2 separate regions of the Mus musculus genome follow, and region 1 is linked to region 2. A link is a loop called in an ENCODE intact Hi-C map of the cell type or tissue named here. Cell type or tissue: left cerebral cortex. All regions are shown on one strand.

Region 1 (8,000 bases), 150 kb after region 2:
CTATTCTTACAACATTTATGTTATATTGGATATTATAAGTAATTTAAAAATAATTTAAAGTTTTTGGGAGACATAGATGCCACATGCACATACAACACCTATTTATATAAAGGACTCCAGCATCCTCAGATGTGGGGTATCTACAAGAGGTCCAAAAATAATCCTCTATACATATTAAGAATGCCTGGATCCCTATCTACAAAAGGTTCAACTGAAGCATTAGGAATTCAATACATAATGGTCCTAATAATGCAGGGAAACACTTGTAAATTCTCTCTACAGACTTTACAACTGCGCGAGGTGGGTCCAAGTACTTCGGATGGAGAGATGGAAGCACAGTGAAAGGAAATGACTGGGCCCAGGTTAGGCACAGGACAGCCACAGAGGTCAGGTACAAGCCCAGCACTTTAGTCTGTTCATATCTTCGACAGGGACTAGCAGATGCACCCCAGCATTGTAACCCTAAGCCTAAGCCTAAGCCTAACCCTAAGCCTACTCTGCTCTTAGAACTCTGGGTTTGCTTGCTTGTTCCTCCTTTATATTGCCCATAAAATCTACATTCAAGAGTCTTGAATTCAGTCTGGGAAATCCAAGGGTGGTGTTGTGTATTGTTAGCTCTCACCATCACATTACTACCGACTCACCCTCGCCTTCGCTAAGATTTAGCCTTTGGTTTGCTTGCTCTTCTAGACCAGGCGTCTAGAAAAGAGAGAGAAGAGAACTGATAAGTCAGTGTTAAAAACAAAACAAAACAAATCAGAGGGATTTCTGCCCCATTGTGTGTGTGTGTGTGTGTGTGTGTGTGTGTGTGTGTGTGTGTGTGTGTTTGCAGAGATATTGTTAATGGGAACAAGCATCTTGACCATAGCTGGAATTAAATTGGGATGATTGCATCCCAATGCATCTCAGACTTTTCTGTGAATATAGCTTCCATAAGGACTTGTTAAAATTCACATTCTGACTGAGCAAGTCTGGGGTATGGCCTGAAATTAATTATGCACATCTTTCTGACTGAGAAGAGATATATAAGCAGGTTCTAAGACCACATTTTGAACAGCAAGAGGCACGCTTTACAGAGAGGGATGCTGGGATTGTATTCAGATAGACTAGGCTTGAAAAACCTTGACTAGTATATCTGACTTCTCTTGGGCCCCTTCTATCTCCACAATGTGGAACAAGTCACCCATTTTATGTTATTCATGATTTTTTATGGCAGCTCTACTGAGGCTATCTGGAACAGAATGTAGGAACTCTCGATCGGAAGTTAAATGCAAAGAGAAGAACACCACAACCCTAGGAGGAGATTTTCCTGTGGACGTGAGACGCTTCACTGGACTTTCTGTCCTCTAAAGTCTTCACCCACAGCAGTAAGGAGCAATTCCTACATGTACCTCTTACACTGTAAGTTCCTCTTCTGAGTCTTTGCCCTTGTGTCTCTTCCTAGCAGTGAAACTTAACCTTTTCAAGAGTCTCCTGGGATCTGAAGCCGTCCTTCTGGACTCAGCCCAGGGCTCAATCTGTTAAAAGGACTGGCTCAGCACACACTGCCATTTTTGCAGTGTTCCCTTGCCTCCTGCTGACTCTATACCACTGCTCAACAAATGCCATGCAGCACACACCACTGCGTGTGCCTAAAACCTGATTATAATCCCTGCCGCTTTGTTCTAAGTAGCTGAGGATGCTCGTCTGATTTTACTGTAAGAAAGGGGTTTAAAAGGGAACTTGAAGAGCACCAAGATTACTATTTTGAATGGTTAAAGAAAGTTCAACACACACACTTACTCGAATAGTGTACACACCATAATCTCTCACTTCCTGATAAAGTTCAGAGAAACCATATGCAATTACTCAGTAAGTAAGATGGCGCCTTTACATTCTTGTAAAGACATGAAATTGTCACTCACATTCTGTAGTGCAGGGCATGAGCAGTCTAGTGGGTCTGTAGGCAGGGGAGTAGTAAAACCACAGTCAGCAGGCGTTGACAACTCTCCTGCATGTGATGGCTTGTAAAACGGTGTCTTCAGAAGATGATTCAGACTGCCATGAGTACCGTTGTTTGGTGCTGGTTCAATGTGCAGAAGATCTGTTAAAAAAAAAAAATTCCATATAGCTTGGAAATGGAAGGCATCAATGAATGCCTTTGTGGGATATGAATGACAAAACCACCCACACTGTAATGCCTGCTATCAATTCTGCCGCCTGTAGATTTGTTTCCAGATGTGACTTAGCTGAGTTTCATTTCCCAAAGTCCTCAGCCTCTTGTCTGTCTACACTGGAACCATCTCCATGATGAATCTGCATGAACTTCTATTTCTCTAGAGAAAAGCTACATTGCTTAAATGATCACCTTGCCACCTAAGCATGCCATGAGTGTCAAGTATTAAGATGCTATCCTCTTTGTTGTTTGTTGGCATTGTTCAGACAGGCCCTCACTATGTAGCCATGGCTGGCTTGGAATTGGTTGTATAGACCAGGGTGGCCTGGAACTCCAGAGATCCACCTGCCTCTACCTCCCTAGTGCTGGGATTAAAAGGCATAAACCACAATACTTGTAATTACAAAACCGTGTTCTTTGGGCTTGAGAGATGACTCGATGGTTAGAAGCATTTGTTGCTCTTGCAGAAGACCCTAATTTAATTTTCAGCATCCATGTCACTGCTGTCATTACACACACACACACACACACACACACACACACACACACGGCATAATAAAAACATTAAAGCAGTAAATTTTATTCTTTATTTACAGAACATTTTCTATTCTTCCTATAAAAACAAATTATATTAAATATTTAATAGGCATTATCTTTTTAGAAGCTCTGAATGATAGCAGGGTCATATGAAACTATGCCTAACTGACACTTTTTGCTGGAGAGGGACTCTTTCTCAGGTCTAGTGAGAAACTAGCTTTGGTGAGACAAATAAGGGCAAACCATCTTTCCCTGAGGCACTGGGCGGGCGCCTACTGTCAAATCTATTCAAATCTATTAAAAATCACTATTAGTGTTGATAATAAACCCTTCACTTTCGTTGAAATGAACAAAGAATTAGGGAGGAAGGGGCCACACAGCTCCGGGTTAGCAGTGTTGGACCATCTGTTGCCGTCCTTTCTGCCTTGAACATAAGAACTCAATCTGACAGCACTTATCTCAAACACTCTGCAGATGCCCTTCCTGCCAAAGACTGGAGCAGATTCCCTGGGCTCCTGAAGGCAGAGCCGCATCCAAGGCTGTTTGAAGATACTTCCTAATGGACTTTGTGTAGTCCCAACCCGCAGTCATCCACACCTGGGTCAGAGAGGCGCCACTTCCCTTGCTATCTACCAGGGAGAACTCCATGACTAACTAGGTCAACAATTGGTAAGATGCACAAGTCTCAAAAATTGTGATTGGTTCTAAGAGGTAAGAGGGTATGTCTGTGCTTGGTCCAAACAACCCGCAGGCAACGCAGAGAATGGGCTGGGAGATATCTTCCTGCACTACCTCCCCTGATGTTACAGATTCAGGCCCAATGGAAAGGCTTGGCTTGCATGAATGGTCTTGTAGATCTATTGTCAGAACTGACGGTTGAGCTCGTAACACAAAGAAAGTGGCTGCAGAGACAATGGCGGAGACAGTGAAAAATTCCAGAAGTGACAGGATGGAAGTGAGTAGTCCCCCCCACACACACAAGGCTGCAAGCACCTCAAGGCAGGGGAGAGCCGTCAAGAAAGAGAGCTGAAGAAGGCAGCGGCAGTGGTACCCTACCTCCTGAGTGGCCTCTCTAGCTGAGTCCTGGCAGAAGCAGCCGCCCTGAATAGTCTGCCCCCAACCAAGCTGAAGAAGCAACCTGGTCAGAGACGATTAAGGGTGGTGGAGACAGGAAAAGGAGCACGCGGAGAGAGAGTGGGCAAACAATACTGAAGAAAGAGAGACGGCTGTGTGGAGCCAGAGAAGAGAACATTGGGCCTTGGCCGCCAAGTGAGTTCCAGGGGGCTGTAGCATCTCACAAGCTAGGGTCTCAAACCACGCCTGGTTGAGGACTGTAACATCCCTGTTGCCAAGGGCCATGAGGCTTAGTGCCCAAGGCCCGTGTGAGGACTGCAACACCAGAGGGCGCCACTCGCCTCTGTTTTGGCTTTGCTGCTGCTCTTCAAACTGTGGTAGAAACAGAAGCTCACTAGGAACCAGTGCTTGCCCAGCTGCTTCCTGCCTACCCAGAATTCCCATCTAGGTAGAGCAAGGGAACCCTCAGCTGCAGACAACTGACTGGCAGCATGGGAGAAACAAAGTTTGCTCGCTATAGGGCTCCCCATTAGAACAAAATGCACATCTCCTGGATGGAGCAAGACCTCGCCCAGTGCACAGACTTTGGACTACTGTCTCTCTCTGAGCTACCTCGATTCATTCCTAAAAGCTCTTTGTACCTTAAAGTCCCCAAGATACAGGTGGAGATATGAGCTGGAATCTGCTTTGTCTTCTCATGGCCAGTTTGAATGAACATGCTGCCCTCTACTGCCTTCTTCAACTTGATTTTTCTGTAGAGCATCCAGTATCACTAACCTTAGACTCCTGTGCAATAATATTGCTTAAGACCTCCGCGGGTCCTGTGATGGATTGTATATGCTTGGCCCGGGTGTGGCCTTGTTGAAGTAGGTGTGTCACTGTAGGTGTAGGTTTTAAGACCCTCATCCTAGCTGCCTGGAGGTTAGTGTTCTGCTAGTAGACTTCAGATGAAGATGTAGAACTCTCAGCTCTGCCTGCACCATGCCTGCCTGGACTCTGCCATGTTCCTGTCTTGATGATAATGGACTGGACCACTGAACCTGTAAGCCAGCTCCAATTAAATGTTGTCTTTTATAAGACTTGAACCGGTCATGGTGTCTGTTCACAGCAGTAAAACCCAAACTAAGACAGGTCCTATCCAATCTAACCATCTCAACAAGGCCAGACTCCCTGACAGAGGCCCAGCTATGAGAGTCAAGAATTTAAGTTGTTAAGACTGCAATAAATTATTTTTAAGGTTTTATTACATGTATGTATGTATGTATGTATGTATGTGTGTGTATATGTATGTATGTGTGTGTGTGTATATGTATGTATGTGTATGTGTATATGTATGTGTATATGTGTATATGTATGTATGTAGTATGCTTTTATGTACTGTGATGGAGGAGCGGTACCTGTGCCACATCATGCGTGTGAGGATCAGAGGACAATTTGTGGGAATCTGTTCTCAGTTTCTCTCCTTCTGCCATGTATGTTGCAGGACTGAACTTGCCACCACCTCCACCTGCTGAGATATCTGACCCCACCATCCTTCAAATAGGGGCTTTTTGCCAGCAGCAAGATGAAGAAAATCATAGTCTGCACACCTAACTGACAGTGAAATTGCAGCTTCCTCCCTGGATTCTCTAAGCAAATGATCTCTTGATATGGCAGACTAAAGCAAGTATATAGAAGACTTGGTTCCTACAACACTAGTTCTGTAAAGTTTTTTTTAACACTTAGTATAATAACAAGTTTCTATCTAAATAAGACTTTATTATCCCCCTTATTCTAGAAGACTTCTCTTCTCAATTATGTGAAAACACTTTTAAGCTGACTGTGTGTGTCTGTGTGTGCGCACACACATGCATGTACACATGTGCGTGTATGTGCAAATGTATGTGTGTGCGCTTGTGGAGAACAGAAAATGTTATCAGGTTTCTTCTTCAACATCTTTCAAACTTTTTTTTTTGAGACATCATCTCTCAATGAGGCTGAACCAATTGGCTAGACTGGCTGGCCGGTGAGCCCCAGAGACATGCCTGGTTCTGTTGCGTCAGCAACTGTAACAGAAGACTGTAGCACAGCTACTGATGGTCCCAACTCAGGTGTCTACGCTTGTGCAGTAAGCAACTTACTGGCTGAGCTAGCTCCTTGGACTTAGGTGTGCTCATTTTTTTAAAAAAAAGTTAGAATTGTCATTTTAATTTTCTAAGTTTCATTAAATTATTATATCTTGGTTTCCTAGAATACAAGGATTTATCATTATTAGTAAAACAAAAGGCATCACACGTGTGACTGGAGAACTCTGAATTAAACTTTTTTCTTATCTCTCTGCTTCCCATCTTCAATTTATCTCCAATTTCAACTTATAAGTCTACTGCAAACTCCACACCTTTGCTGTGAGTTGACTTAAACATACTCACCACACAGTAGATTATAGACTTCAATATTTTCAAATGGTTCAATAACAGTCTTCTCTATAAAGCTGGGTCCATGTGCCAAAAAGATTGCCTATGTGGTAAGAATTATATTATTATTAAAAGACATCTGAGCCGGGCATGTTTGCGCATGCCTTTAATCCCAGCACTCGGGAGGCAGAGGCAGGCAGATTTCTGAGTTTGAGGCCAGCCTGGTCTAGAGTGAGTTCCAGGACAGCCAGAGCTATACAGAGAAGCCCTGTCTTCAAAATACCAAAAAAAAAAAAAAGAAAGAAAAAAGAAGAGAAAAGAAAAGAAAAGAAAAGAAAAGAAAAGAAAAGAAAAGAAAAGAAAAGAAAAGAAAAGAAAAGAAAAGACATCTGGCTCACAAAGTTTAGGAAGAGACACACATTTCCATTCTGGGACAACCTCCCATTTGTTCCTTAGGCCTCTTTAAGAATTTCTTTTAGGAATAAGAAATGTGTCTTAAAACAGCCTCTACCTGTGACCTGCATCAATCGCCCTCAGCTGGGGTCCAAGATGTGTTTGCCTCTGTCTTAACAGAGTATGAGGGGAAATACTGATGCTTTGAGCATTGAACACTGGCTAAGTTCCTAACTCCTATTTTCTCTGGCACCTCTTCACTACTTACGGGATAAAGGGACCCGAGTGTTCGATTCATATTTAATTAATCAATTCTAACTTGACATTATTTAACAGATCTCGTCATTTAAGACTGCAGACAACTAAAGCAACAGAGTTCTTTTTGGTTAATGGTGTAACCAAAACAATTGATTTTTCAAAAGGCAGGGAAATCAGGTTGAAGAAACCACAAGGCTTTGCTCTGGAGGAAGAGTGTGAGCTTAGCTTTCTATCATGGCTCCTCTCCACCATCCCTTTCCTGGGCTCCAGAGCTCCACAAACCCCGCCTGTCCTTCCTCACTATCGATCGCCAACTTCTATGTCTCCTTGCTTGTCGCTGTTCTCTCCACGGCTTCCTCAAGTAGAGATGCCCTGCACCGAGTACCTGGTCCTTCCCTGTGTCTGTACTGAACCCCCAGCACAGAGCCTTGTCTGTGTCTATGCCTGAGACTTGAGCTTTCATTTCCAGCATAGGCTCTGAGCTGCCATTCGACATCTCTTGTTTCACATTTAATATACACTTCAGACTTGTGGGCCCAGCTATCCTCTGGCTTTCTCCTTCCAATTCACAGCAGCCGTAGTTGAACACCTTCGGGTAGCTTGCCAAGGCTCTTTTGTTCCCAAGAAAGGATGAACTGCAAACAAGGGCCTCTGAGTTGGCTATTTCTTCTGCATGGGACACTCATTCTTCCTCAAGATTGGAAAAATTAATTGTTGCACCTTCAAATCTCTGCTTAAATGTCACCCTGGAATTTCCAGTTCTTTCACACTAGTTAAACTTGCATAGCACCCTCAAAGGCACCTACCCCGAAGCCTCCCCAGCAGCTCCTTACACTGTCCTGCTTTTCCTCTGTGCCCCACAGCCCTCCTCTCCATGCCAAAGCATGTATGCCTGCTGCCGCACAGTCCTTTCCTCTCTCACTGTTGACTTGTTTCTGTTTAAAAGCTGCAGTAATTTACCTCCATGCTCTTGAACTCATTGTTGTAGCCATGTGTTCCTCCACCACAATTGGAACTCCCTTTGCTCCTGCAAAAAGACAGCATTGCTATACACTGGTCTGCACATGAGACGTGAGATGTTATTCTAAGTCAAGCTTTAGATTTAGATTATATACTGATATGTATATGTATATCTATTTACATGCTCAGATTCACAACCATTGATAAACAGAAAACCAAAGAGGAGGACA
Region 2 (8,000 bases):
AAGGAGCATGAAGATGCCAGAATGACAGGGCAGGGAGTGGAAAACACGGCTTACTCTCCCCATCCAAAGGGCAGGAAAGGGCGGAGCTCACCAGAATCTACTTTGCTTCTGTGAAACACAAAAAAGACCCTCCCACACCAGCCAAGGGGGTGGAGCCTACACTTCTACGGCTGGCAAGCTGTAAAAGCCATACCCAGCTCTCCAGCTCCGCTGCCAGGGCAGTGCCAGTGGAGGCTGAGTAGCCTGAGAGGGTCATCTCTATCCAGTGGTGATGAAGCTTTCTCCAGGATGCCTGCATCACTGGAGACCCGCCAGGAGCAGTAAGTGGTACTGTTCACATCCCAGCACGGGAGGCATCAGCAATGAACGAACAGAGATCTGAATTCCCCACTCCGCTTACCTCCTCTCATCCTAATATCAATGGAGGAGGTGAAATACTTCATCTCCCAGAGAGTAAGAAGGAGGCCGAGTCCCCAGTATTTCTGCAGGGATGATGTCAGAGGAGATTTACCGAAGATGCAGAATGCTAAGATAGAATGCCTAAAATATCCAGGTTTTAATTTAAAACAATCATGAGAAGCAAAAAAAATATGTTGAAGACAAGAGAAACCCACTACACATAGAAACAAACATTGACAGAGGAAGTGAGGATGTACCAACGAGCACTGTACAACAGCATCGTAAAAATGTTCCAACCAGCAACCGCAAATGCACATGAAACAAATGAAGAAATTGATACTCAATGGAAGCAATAAAAAATTTCAGCAAATAGAAGACATAAAGAAGCAAAACACAAATAACATTTTACAAATAAAACAGTAGCCTATATATAAACCTACTGGGAACAACAGAATGGATAAAAGGTAGCATAAAAACCAAACAAAACCTTAGACAGACTGGCAGGAAGTAGCAAACTTGGAAAGAACAGACTGAAAGATATGCATGCCAGAGGCTATGGGTAACACAAAACAACACCTTCTAAGTTATTACATCAATGTCAGTGGCAATGTCGGTGAGGGGAAGTTACATCACTGTGTCATTTGTCGTGTGCACAGTGAAGATGTTAAGTGATGAGTGACGAATTCTCTTCAGATCTACACAGCTTCAAACTGAAGAACTAAGCCAGGCAAAGCTCTTCTCCCATCACTGTGGGGGAGGGGGGCTCTCTTGTGCAGAGAAAACACTCTTCACAGTGGAAAAAAAAGTCACTTTGCAAGTGCCAATGAGTTCTCTCGGGGTTCATCCAAACAAAGCCCAATTTTAATGGCCTGAGAGAACCATGCTCAGGGCTCTTTTCAGTCTTCATTTATTTCTAGTAAAGAGGACTGGGATGTGCATGTGCATATGTGTGTGCATGTGCATATTCAAGAGCATGCACGTGTGTGGGTGTGTTACATGTGTATGTGTGTACATGTGTGTGCACATGTGTTACATGTGTGTGTGCATGCATACATGCATGTGCACATGTGTGTGCGTGTGTACATGTGTATGTGTGCGTGTGTGTATAAACATAGAGTCAGATTTTTACAAAAGCTAGATATCCTCAACTCACAAATTTTCCATCAAAAGTCCAGTTTTTTGATGGAAAGCCACTAAACCTGAAGAGACCCAATCACAATTTGTTTTAAAAGCACAAGACTTTGGTTATTGGAGGAGACAGAAAAAATAGAAATGGGGCCTCATTTAGCTAAAACTGAAACTCCAAGTGAAAATCAATACAGAACCATTTTCCATTTTTTTTAAAATGGGACATGAGCTACCCCAGTCCTTTACTCAGTTTTATTAACAACAATAGGATTCCAACATCAGGTCCCCAGACCACGTACACTGCCCCTCGTCCCTTAAGAACACTTCCAGGTGTGAGGTGAAGTGTCTTTACTCCCCGTGCGTTAGTGACACATCTAATTCTTAGACAGGAAGTCTGCATGGCACAGGACAGGAACACTCTGCAGATGTGCTGAGTCGTCACACAACCCAGCCAGGGACATCGACACCACACAGGGAGTCCCAGTTGTAACTCCACTCGACCGTTTCCAAACAATGCAAAAGTGTAGAGGACTGTATCAAATATAAGACTCTTTCAAAAGGATCTATGGTGTTTGTTTTGTTTTCTTTTGTTTTTTAATAAAAAAACAATCAGTCTTCTTGGCTGAAGATTGGCAAATGTGTTTTCAACCTCAGCAGTTCTGAAACTGACTCTTGTCGGTCCTGGTAGAAGCTGAGGCCAGTGATGAGTTCCACGTCTGTGACCCGAGCTCTGTGCAAGGTCAGCAACTCCTCGACCCATGAAGACTCCCGCTTCCCATGCTAGGACAGAAGATGAAGAAGTCACCAGAGAGCACTCAGTTCACGTTCCCAGTAAGGTCCCCCTCTTCTCAGCTTATTTACTTAGGACATTTTAGGCTGAGAAATGACAGAAGTCACAGGTGTGTGTGTGTGTGTGTGTGTGTGTGTGTGTGTGTGTGTGTGTGTGTGTGTGTGTTGCCTGAATGCATTACCTGAGCATCATGAAAATCAGGTGATCAAATCTCCTGGAACTAGAATTATTGATGGTTGCTAGTTATACTATTTAGTGCTAAGAGTCCAACCCAGGGCTACTGGAAAAGCAGCTAGTGTTCTTAACCACTGAACCATCTCTCTTGCCCCAGCGGGCCAAAGCCAGGCTGGGTTTAAAGATCAAGTATAAGATGTGAGCAACTATATCAAACCAACTCTAGTTATCACGGGAATGTGTCATCTTTATGGTCTCATGGAACTGGGGTTGCAAAATACATAAGATGAAATTTCATTTCTGAAGAGAATAAAGACCTAAACAATATGTGATCAGAAAAAAACCAAAGGCAGACTTTCTGGTCCATGGAAGTAGAGAACATAGTTAAATCAGATAGCAGGGATAGAAAGGATGCATCCATATTCTATAAGCATTTCTGAAAATGGCCATGGGAAAGGGTCAAAGACGTGTATCAGAAAGGTCTATGGGGCCAGGAAGATGCTGCCAAACCTGGCTGCATGAGCTTCATCCCCAGGCTGGGGAAGGAGGGAGCCAACTTCTGAAAGATGTTCTCTGAGTTTCACACACATTTGCTCACACACATGTGCACACACGTACATGCTCACACACATGCTCTCACACACACATGCTCACACACATGTGCACACACACACACACACATTACTAATAAATGTAATTGTTTTTAAAGCCCCATGCACTCTTGGGATCTTATTAGTAGAAAATAATAAAGAGTTTTACCATAAAAAGCAGAACAGAAACCTCGCATTTCCCATCAAACTTAAATCAGCTGCTGCTTAGTTCCCTCCCAGCCACAACCCTTCCTCTGGCTTTGAGGGAAGCACCTGACGCCATGAACTCCTTGTCAGTAGGCAGTGTCCGTCGTTTATTTCAGCATTCTTAGGAATGAGTAAAGAGGACTTATAACCAGAATGTCTCTTCAGGCTAATGCAACTAATGCTTAGTCACTTGTTCAGAGGGGAAGCAGAAGAAACAGCAACTGTGTAACAAGCTTTAAAATAACTTTCTTTCCGGTGCACTGCAATATTTAGTGTCTTTTATGCTGCCATTAAAGAACTGAATACAATGTTCCCATCAACCAGGGAGGACACTCCTCTTTGGATGGCAGAGTAGAACAGCCTTGTGATATTTGGCTCAAGTCACTCAACAACATTTTGATGAAAGGATAAATTTGGGGCTGCCTCTCTCCGCCCCCAACCCCAGCAGGTCCGTGCAGAATTCAAATGTGAAATCCGGAAAGCAGAAATCATTTTTAGTTCGTGTGGGCCAAAGCCACGAGTAAGCATGGTGGAACAGAAGAGATGAACAGCCTGAGTCCCCTTCTGCCTCCACTGATCACAGCACCGTGCCAACAGGTATACAGTTGACCCTGTTACAAGAGGCTCCTTCCTTGCTTCTCTGTATTGATCTTCAGCTATTTGCTCCAGAACATATTTAATGTTTAATACTTACTACATCATTCTGGACGACTGATGTATATTTAACAGCAATTTAATCTCTCAAGGAAAAAAATTGATGAAAAAATCAACAATTGTTCCAAAAAAAAAAAAACCCACCACTGGAATGGCAAATACTATAATAAAGATCTTCATAATGTTAGATATGGAAGAACTATATTTAAATGCTTTCTTACTATAGCTTTAACATTAATTTATAATAGTGAGGTTACAAGTCTAGTTTTGGGGGTTCCTTCCGGCCTGCGCCGGTTTACCTTGGGTACAAACTCCACAGCCAGTCAGTCCCACAGCACCCAGAGGAGGCTTCACTACCAGGTGTTCTAACAAGCCCAGGATCACAGGATCACATGATCTTAGAAGCTTGGTCACATCAGGATCTCAGGGTTCCAGAGGCAGCTTGATTCACAGGAACTCTGACACACCCAGAATCTCAGGATCACAGAAGAGATAGCTGGACTCTTAGGGATTCTAACACAACTAGGATTATAGGAAGGACAGGCTCCAGTCAGATATAGTGGGGGCAGGTAGCACTAGAGATAATAAGTTGGTGGGAAGCAAGCGTAAGAACAGAAGCAACAGAAAGCAAGGTTACTTGGCATCATCAGAACCCAATTCTCCCACCATTGCAAGACCTGGACACACTATCACACTGAAAAAGCAAGGCTTGGATCGAAAATCACTTCTCATGAAGATGATAGAGGGCTTTAAGAAGAACATAAATAACTCCCTTAAAGAAATACAGGAGCCCTTAAAGAGGAAACACAAAAAATCCCTTAAAGAATTACAGGAAAACACAATCAAACAGGTGAAGGAAATGAACACAAATATCCAAAATCTAAAAATGGAAATAGAAACAATATAGAAATCACAAATGGAAACAGACCTGAAGTAAGAAAACCTAGGAAAGAGATCAGGAGTCATAGATGCAAGCATCACCAACAGAATACAAGAGATAGAAGAGAGAATCTCAGGTGCAAAAGATACCATAGAAAACATTGACACAACAGTCAAAGAAAATGCACAATGCACAAAGCTCCTAACCCAAAACATCTGGGATATCCAGGACACAATGAGAAGACCAAAGCTAAGGATAATAGGTACAGAAGAGAGTGAAGATTCCCAATTTAAAGGTCCAGTAAATATCTTCAACAAGATTAAAGAAGAAAACTTCCCTAACCCAAAGAAAGAGATACCCATAAACATATAAGAAGCCTAAGGACAAGTTGTCTTCTTCAAAAATCAAGGGCCATCGAGATGGGCCCTGAGTGGGTAAAGGCACTTGTCACCAAGCCTGACAACCTGAGTTCACCCCCTAACCCCAACGTGTTGGAAGAAGAGAATCTACTCCTCATTAACATCCATGAGCCTCCAGCAAGCCTGATGTATCAAGACGCACGCGTGCGTGTACACACACACACACACACACACACACACACACACGATGCTCTCTCCCTAAATAAATACTATAATAAAAAACAAGGCCCACATGTAAAACCATTAGGTAAATCCAAAACCCATGTACACTCAGGAGTTCTGTTTCTTCCAGAGTGTGAGCAATGTACGGACACACAGGTTACACGTCCGTGTGCAAGGGAGGCAAGGGAGACAGGCTGTTACTTACCGTACAGCTCTCAATGTTATCAGGCCTATGAGGCAGTATGTAAGCTGAGGACTCTAAGGCGGAGCACTCCAAGGGAGTCTCAGACAGCTGCTTGCAGCTGGTGAGCACAATGAAGAAGTGAGTCGGAATCAGAATTTCCTGGCTTCGGATGACTCTGCTGTTTCTGTAAAGTATGCGACATTCACTTTCATTAAGAAACATTTATCTTTCTCTTAATAATACTTCAGTACAGCCTACTTTTACTGAAACATATCTAAAGGTTACATTTAATTAAATAAGCATGTTATAAGAATAAATAATTAGCCAGGTGTGGTGGCGCATGTCTTTAATCCCAGCACTCGGGAGGCAGAGGCAGGCAGATTTCTGAGTTCGAGGCCAGCCTGTTCTACACAGAGAAACACTGTCTCAAAAAAAAAAAAAAAAGAATAAATAATTAAATAATCATTACACCTCAATACTCCAATTATTGATGCTAATAAGTAGAATGTTCAAATAACCTTTTCTATTAAAATTTGGCTTTTCAATTTCTATCTAAAGAATATTCAGATAGTATATATATATATATATATATATATATATATGCATATATATGAAATCTTTGAACACTTACAACCAACATTCTAACTCTAGATTAGTATTGATACTCTTTTGTCAGCCGCACAATGACAGAGAATCAACCAAGGCCCCTCCTTTCCTTCAGAGAGGATATGTCATGAATTCTCCATCCCTTTGACTAAATTTCTGGTTTTACCCCCAAACTTTAACTGAGAAAAAGAATTGAAAACTAAGAACAGACTCTTGTTAAGACTTGACCTGTTTTTAAACCTGTGCTTATTTGTTGGGCATTTTTCAAAATTTAAGACAGTGACAATCACTATTTTCCAAATAAAATGACCCTGTGTAGAATCATAACCTGGAGCATACATTGAAAAGAAGAGATCTGGCTAACGCTGTGAGACGAGAGCATATAAGGTCTCTTCTACAACCTCCACAACTTGGCGGACAGGCCAACCATGTAAAAAAAAAAAAAAAGTTCTGCTTCAATAGACACAGCTAAGCTGTCTGGGTGTGTTGGCACCCACCTTTAATCCTAGCACTAGGGTGGATCTCTGTGACTTCAAGGCCAGCTTGGTCTGCACGGAGAGTTCCAAGATAGCTAGGACTACATAGAGAGACCCTGCTGCTAACAAACAAACACACAAAAACCTAAAATAATAGACACAGTTTAAAAGTACGCATTTTATAAACTGACATACTCCCAAGATGTTTTGTTATAAAGCAATAAGAGAGTTCTCTGTAAGGGACAAAATCTCAGTAGAGTCTTTGGTATCTGTCTTGAGGCTGTTTTAGAAAATGCTGTTAAGTTATTTGCTTTAATAGAGTTCAACCAGGGTAAGGCACATAGCTTAGTGGTGGGCGCTTGTCTTCTTTGTGGGAGATCCTGAGTTTGAATCCTGCCCCACACCTCTTTCCCACAAAAGAACCAAAACCATCAACCAGTTTCTAGAACATTCCCTTATTTCATTTTATGGAATCAGCTCCATCAACAGTTTCCTCAGGATGGTGGTTCCCTCCCTGCCATCCAGTGGGAGACGGCTTGGTGCGTTTTCATCCCCTTTCTCACCTCTGCACTCTGCGCTTCTGTCAGAGGACCAGCATCTACACAGGGCTCACGAATGGGGAGATGTGACTTCTCTCATTGAAAAAAAATAAATTTGGTTGAAACTGAGTATTATACCTATCGTAGAGATTTCAAAATGCCTGTGGGTGGTAAGTGTCCCTATGTACACTTGCGTTGCACTGTATAGAAAGGATCTGCTGACTCGATGGAATCCCCTCTATAGCTCCCTCTAAGAGTATGAAATATGTTCTTACTGTTTCAGGATCTCTAAGGAATCATAGCGTCCGTCATAATCAAAGTCAAACACGGGACCGCTGACAACATTGATGCCGTTCCTTTCATGGGCATACCTTTGCAGTAGGGTGTCATGAAGGTAGTGCCATATAACTGAAAAACAAGAGAAGATGCTGCAATCTCACAAGAACGACCGGCACGCTCTGCCGCTGTGTGGAACTGGCGAATGGTATAAAGTAATGCTAGTCTTTGTAATCGCTGAGGACTGGGTCGAGATTGGCTTCAGTCGGCTGCCAAGCCCAGAACGCATGGTTCGCTTTTGGCTCTCAGAAAGACTACAGGGCAAACACGGATCCAACTCCATCTCTGTATTCGGAAATAAGCACCTTAACCTGCAGTAATGACTGTGTGTCAACACCGAGCACCAAAGAAGCACAAACCATGAATCAGACTCACTACTCATAGCTGAATTTGTCCTCTGAAAATATACATGTGTCAAAGACAAAAATTCAAATAAGATGTCCTTATACGTGGTAT

Evidence for each region. Peaks named below come from ENCODE experiments on the same cell type or tissue, not always from the same donor. Only the 100,000 strongest peaks of a DNase experiment are listed, where the experiment ranks them.
Region 1: it touches region 2 in a loop (4-fold over the local background); 13 of 42 quality-filtered maps call a loop at or near these places.

Annotation. Positions count from the first base shown.
Region 1 is chr10:24,785,815-24,793,814 of GRCm38, forward strand. It overlaps Enpp3 (ectonucleotide pyrophosphatase/phosphodiesterase 3), which reads right to left. Exons shown (of 25, transcript NM_134005.2): 16 at 7,771-7,837; 17 at 6,175-6,262; 18 at 1,905-2,083; 19 at 645-699. Among named protein-coding and RNA genes, the nearest start is that of Enpp3, 46 kb to the right of the region's middle. In left cerebral cortex, CTCF peaks have their summits at 4,094 (motif pointing right) and 4,294; DNase peaks (open chromatin) are centred at 4,125 and 4,458.
Region 2 is chr10:24,639,670-24,647,669 of GRCm38, forward strand. It overlaps Enpp1 (ectonucleotide pyrophosphatase/phosphodiesterase 1), which reads right to left. Exons shown (of 25, transcript NM_008813.4): 23 at 7,484-7,616; 24 at 5,609-5,771; 25 at 1-2,307. The coding sequence ends at 2,137. Among named protein-coding and RNA genes, the nearest start is that of Gm15270, 48 kb to the left of the region's middle. In left cerebral cortex, no CTCF peak of the experiment used is centred here; a DNase peak (open chromatin) is centred at 3,707.